Linked DNA regions of Homo sapiens: region 2 is linked to region 1. A link is a contact called in ENCODE Hi-C or POLR2A ChIA-PET data. All regions are on one chromosome and are shown on one strand. Each heading gives the region's core, a stretch centred on a gene start or an enhancer-like site at or near the end of the contact. The rest is flanking DNA. Distances are from core to core; before and after follow the strand shown.

What was found. Hi-C counts contacts between places; a loop is a spot of excess contacts on that map. ChIA-PET counts read pairs that join two places held with the same protein, here RNA polymerase II (POLR2A). Pooled maps may share reads with other maps.
Region 2: a loop to region 1 is called in a pooled map, with 2.9 times the contacts of the local background. The contact joins the enhancer-like site here to the promoter of LINC01964 in region 1. A Hi-C loop is called at or near these places in 1 of 168 maps with a recorded cell type or tissue (GM18951) and 5 of 50 pooled maps. POLR2A ChIA-PET finds 5 or more read pairs at or near these places in 3 of 52 experiments (Caco-2, PC-9 and activated CD4-positive, alpha-beta T cell).

What each region holds. Positions count from the first base shown.
Region 1 is chr2:85,065,999-85,068,872 of GRCh38, forward strand. LINC01964 (long intergenic non-protein coding RNA 1964) reads right to left here and starts at 1,349. Exons shown (of 2, transcript NR_146453.1): 1 at 1-1,349.
Region 2 is chr2:85,264,171-85,266,870 of GRCh38, forward strand. All of the region lies in intron 3 of TCF7L1 (transcription factor 7 like 1), which reads left to right. Among named protein-coding and RNA genes, the nearest start is that of TGOLN2, 62 kb to the right of the region's middle. Within about 2 kb of position 1,316, at least 10 of the 41 ENCODE cell types and tissues checked have a DNase peak (open chromatin) inside an H3K27ac peak, as active enhancers do.

The sequences.
Region 1 (2,874 bases), core at 99-2,598:
TTTCTGCTTGTGTTTGTCGGCAAGGAGATGGCTTCAGCAGTGGTAGGGGCGTAGGCAGGGGCAGGGCTGCCCCCTTAGTCTGTGAGGCTGGTGATCGGCCACAGTGAATTGGCTCCATATCCACGAAGAGGCAAGGAGGCTCTGCTCTAGTGACCCAGGTCCAAACCTGGGAAGCTCCAGATCTGGGACAAGCTCCAGATCAGGCCCAGGCTAGCCGTGTGACGTTGGAGCAGCTGCTTAACTCTGAGCCTGCCCCTCCTGCTGCACAAGTCCCTGCTGGCTGTGTGGATGAGCAGAAATAATGTCCATGAAGGCATCACAAGGTCTCAAATGGAAGGCTCCAACAACTGGTTCAGTGAAAAAAAGGTTTGGAGAAAATACACATTTCCATGACCCCAACTGTGGAGAAATCTTTCTGTCCTTCTAGCTTTAAGAGTAGCAGAGCACTGTCTGGTGAGGAACTTTTCCTCCCGAACAGTCTCAAAATCGAAGCTCTGAGCACACTGAGCCAGGCCTTCCCTCATCTCTTCCTCTTCTGCACATTTGCTCAACTGTGATCTGAGTCAAGCCAGCAAGATCCAAGCTAGTCTAGCAAAGCATTTTCCAAGCAGCCTTGGAAAGGGGTTGGCCTCGTGAGGACACTGATTCCTAATATTTGCAGTTGGCTTTGCAGAGCTCTCATTACAGCGAAGGTGTGAGGGTGTCTGTTGCCACCCGCTTTTGAGAGAGAGGCACTGAGCACTACAACAGCACAGCTAATGTTTATTGGACCCTTCGTTCGATCCAGGAATTTAGATGGACTATTTTATTTAATTATTTCCATTAACCTGCTACCATTATCCCATTTTGGAAAGAACACAACGGAGGCCCAGGAGGGGTAAGGATTCTGTCCTGCAGTCCGAGGCCAGCAGGGCTGTGTTTCCCAGCACCGTGAGGGTCTTTACAGTTTGGGACCAAACAAGGGTGAAGTTCAGGACGGGGCCACGTGAGGGCGGTGGACTAACATGAAACAGAAAAGCAATCCGTTGCCCAAACGCCGGACAACTCCCAAAGGTCCTTGTTAACATCTATTTGATTTCTATTTATTTTCCAGGCAGCTGTGGGAATTGGGTAAAAGTGTGGTGTCTGGGGCCAGACTGCCTGGGGTCGATGCTGCCTCCATTATTTACCGACTGTGTAATCCCAGGAAAATTAGTTACCCTTCCTGTTTACCCTCCCTGAGCTTGCTTCTGCCTCTGTAAAGTGGCCCAGTTAGCAACCGGCAGGCCAGGACTCCAGAGCTACGGAGGACAAGTGGTGGCGCGATTATCGTAGCGAGCAGCACGGTGGGAGTGGCGCTAACGGTCAGTTCAGAAGACACTTCTGGAGATGGTTAATAGAACTTGGTATAAACAAACGGCGAAATACTTGCATTAGCCAACAGAGTGCTATTCAAATTGAACCATCAAAAGAAATCAAGGATGGGTGATGATGAAGCTGAGGATAGTTGCTCCAATAAAAAGTCGCTCTCCTTTGCCCAGTTTCTACACTGGGTCAGTTTTTGAACCCAGAACCCACTGATTGAAGCAGCGCCTGCAACTCCAGCAGGAAGAATCCTGCGACACGTGGCAATTGAACATGTAATGACTCCTTCAGGCCTTCCCTCAAAGGGACCTAAGACTATTTACTTGGGTAATTGAGCACTGGGGAAAAAAAATACTAAACATCTTGAGGACAATTAGACACAGACTTATAGTAGATATGAATAACCTTAGATCCCAAGTGTAATCATGGCCCCTGTTAGAATTAGGCACATACAGGCTGGGCACAGTGGCGCATACCTATAATCTCAGCACTTTGAGAGATTAAGAGGGGAGGATCACTTGAGGCCAGGAGTTGGAGACCAGCCCGGGCAGTATAGGAAGAACCTATCTCTACAAAAAATTTTAAAATTAGCCAGGTGTGGTGGTGCACGCCCGCAGTTCCAGCTACTCAGGAGGCGAGGCGGGAGGACCACTTAAACCCAGGAGTTCAAGGCTGCAGTGACCTATGATCATGTCAGGGTACTCCAGCCCAGCCTGGGCCACAGAGCAAGAAGCTGTCTCTAAAAACAAAAAACAAAAAACAAAAAAACGGAATAAGAGCATATAGCGACTAGGTATAAATGGAGTTCTGGCTAAACTCCAGCTCAGAATATGTCCATTGAGCAGTGGGCATTTCCTCAGTTCCCAAATGTATATGAAATAGAGATTCTTGGTAGTTGGCCTAATCTCAACAGTTCTTTTCATTATAGCAGTTTGAATGGGTGTGTAGTGGTTCTCAATGTGGATTAAATTTGCTTTTCCAAATTGACTATATTGAGCATCTTTCATGTGCTTATAGTTATTTGTATATCCTCTTTGGTGAAATGTCTATTTTGTACATATTTTAATTGGGTTGGCAGTTTACCTTGTTACTGAATTGATTTCTTTTTTTATTTCCCTTGAGACAAGGTCTCGCTCTGTTGCCCAGACTGGAGTGCAGTGGCACGAACTCAGCTCACTGCAGCCTTGACATCCCAGCCTGGAGATATCCTTCCACCTCAGCCTCCCAAGTAGATGGGACTATAGGCACACACCACTGTCTCGCTCTGTCGCCCAGGCTGGAGTGCAGTGGGGCGATCTCAGCTCACTGCAACCTCCTTCTCCCAGGTTCAAGCGATTCTCATACCTCAGCCTCCTGAATAGCTGGGACTACAGGCGCGCACCACCACGCCTGGCTAATTTTTTGTGTATTTTTAGTAGAGACAGGGTTACATCATGTTTGCCAGGCTGGTCTTGAACTCCTAAAGCCCCCTATAATAGTGAATATGGCTCCTATTAATAAGACGTAGTGGAAGTGGGCTACAACATAGTA
Region 2 (2,700 bases), core at 66-2,565, 200 kb after region 1:
GGGAAAAATGGAAATTGAAGAGGAAGAAATCAATGACCCATTTGAACCATGACTTGGAGTTTAATTCAGCGTGTATCTGAGTGACTACGTGAGTACTCCTGACCTCCAGGAATGGATAGAATGGAATATGGAAAATCAAGGTGGATCAAATGAGAATTTGGCCAGTGGACTTACAAAAAAGTATTCAAATGGGCCACACCTACCCAGTCTGGTGCTGTGCATGCATCACAAATCCTCGGACATGAGATGGAGTTGTCACCTGGTCAGTGATTGGGTTTCAGAGTCTGGATAGGAACTGGGGGCTCAGGAAGGAAGTGGCAAAGATGTGGAATTTTCAGGTCATCATCAGGCCTGAACAAGACCTGATCACCACCCAGTCTCGGTCCTCAAACAGCTGCTTGTGAAAGTTAAGTTCTGTAACCAACTTCATGCACAGGCTATGCCTAGAATTGGTGTTCTACTAGGTCAGTCAGGAAGTGACAGGGGATTTGAGAAATGTTTTTAGAGCCTTTGTGCTCTGAAATGTACCCTCCTCCCTAACCCAACTAGCCTAGCCTGGATGCTTGAAATTCCATAAAGACCAAGCCCTGGATTTGATTGGAGAGTTGGGGGAATGTGTTGCAGCCCCTCTCCCAACCCAGAAAGAAGGCATGTAATGTGCTAACGCCGTTAGGAGTGTTTATGGCATATGGGTTATGATATTGAATTTGTCCAATAAACCATCAGGAAACTTGTGTGGGCATTTCCTGTCTCACTTTGTGATGGCTAATTTATGAGGGCTGCTGTCAGGTTATAGATTCTCCATTTTTACCAGAAACTTCCACCTTGAGCCTTATAATGGATCCACCGGAATGAAGATATGTATTCTAGGCAAGGATTTAGGTAGGGGAGAACCATGAACCTGGCACACAGTAGCACTAAACAGTGTTTAATGGGTAAGTGGGTGGATGCTTGCTCTGGGCTGTGAAAGAAGAGTGTAAAAGAGACAGGACCATAGATCCAGGAAGGTCATCTTTGAAAGAGAAGCCCAAACAATGGGTAGAAACTACAGAAAGTTATGGAGGGGTAGGTGTGAGCATTTGGGGACCACTCTGATCGCACATTAATATTACCTGGGAGCTTAAAAAAAAAAAAAGTAGATGCTTAAGCCCCACCCTGGAAGAGTTAAATCATAATGGGGAACGCAGACAGGAATCAGTGTTTTTAAAGCTCCTCCCAGCAGCCCTGGTGCCAGTGAGATCTGAGAACTAGCAGACTGGGTTGTCTCCTCTGGTTGAATTGGCGCCCAGACCTTCCCCCAGAGGGGAATCCCTCTGGAAGGGAAAGAGTGGAGGAGAGTGTCCAGGGCGGGGCTGTAGAGTGGACCCTTCCTCAGCCAAGGAAGGACTCGTGCAGCTGGCAGTCACAGCACTTACTGGCCCCAGCGTATGTTGCCCAGGAACCATTGAAGGCTTCCAAACGGCTGAGGTCACATTTTTCCAGGCCCTAATGGGAACGGTTGGGAAGGTTGTCAGGGGCAAGACCCCATTCAAAATAAAACAGCACTCAGAAGTTCAGAAATGAGAGGCTGAAGATTTGAATATAGACTTTACTGGGTTTTTTTTTTTTGAGTGTTTTTATATATTTAATTTTTTTAATTAAAAAGTGATTCCCATTGCATATATTTGCATTTACCTTTTAAAATCAATGTATGTTTAGCCAAAAGAATAAAATAAAAACACCCATAATCTTGTCTCCCAGAGAGATTAAGTTCAACTCACCTCTTAGTGTATATTCTTCCAGATTTCTCAACACATACATAAAGATACCTGTTTTACAAAATTACAAGTAAAAGTAGGATTCAATACATGTTTTTTCTTTTTTTAAGCACTCCCCATTACACAGGTGGAAATACATGTTTCGTATCTTGCTTTTTCACTTAACAGTGTAAACACCTTTCTGTTTCTGTAAATAACCACCTACTACATAAATTCAGATATCATAATTGCAGCATAAGGCATTTAATATCTTTCAGCTATTATAAACAGCTCTTCAGTGAACATCCTTGCAGCTATATTTTGCTTGCATCCTTAATTATTTCCTTAGGATGCATTCCTAGAGACAGTAAGCCTTCAGAAGACTTGATACATACTTCCAAATTGCACAAGACAGGATTTACTAATTTACTTTCCCACCACCAGGGTATTAAAAAGTGCCTGTGGTAATTAAAGGGGGAAAAGGCCACTGCCAACATGAGAGACTAAAAGTAGTTAACTCATTACTGAGTTCATAACTTCTTTATCTCAAATTCTGCAAACAAATGGGAGTGGAACCCAGAGATTTTCCTTGACGGCTTGATGCCCAGCCCAGGAGGATCTTTGTTGTCTGGCCCACCAGGTCACCGGCTCCTGGGGTTTTCAGTGCAGCAGGTATCCTTGTCCAGGGCCTTTGTTTCCCGCTGGTCATTGGTCCAGCATGCTTCCGGTGGGGACTTGGGAACCACCAGGGGGCAGTGTGGAGCTGTTGAGCATGCTCTGCATGCCTTACGGCTTATCCATATTGAAACTTTCAATAATACAAGTATTCTTTTGTTGTGTTTTATGACTTCTCAGATTGGTATTTATAATATTGATTTGCTTACATTAGTATTTCATCCCCTTCCAATTATTTTTATGTTTATGTGTTGTAAAAAAAATAACCTGATCCATCATAGCTGTTCTG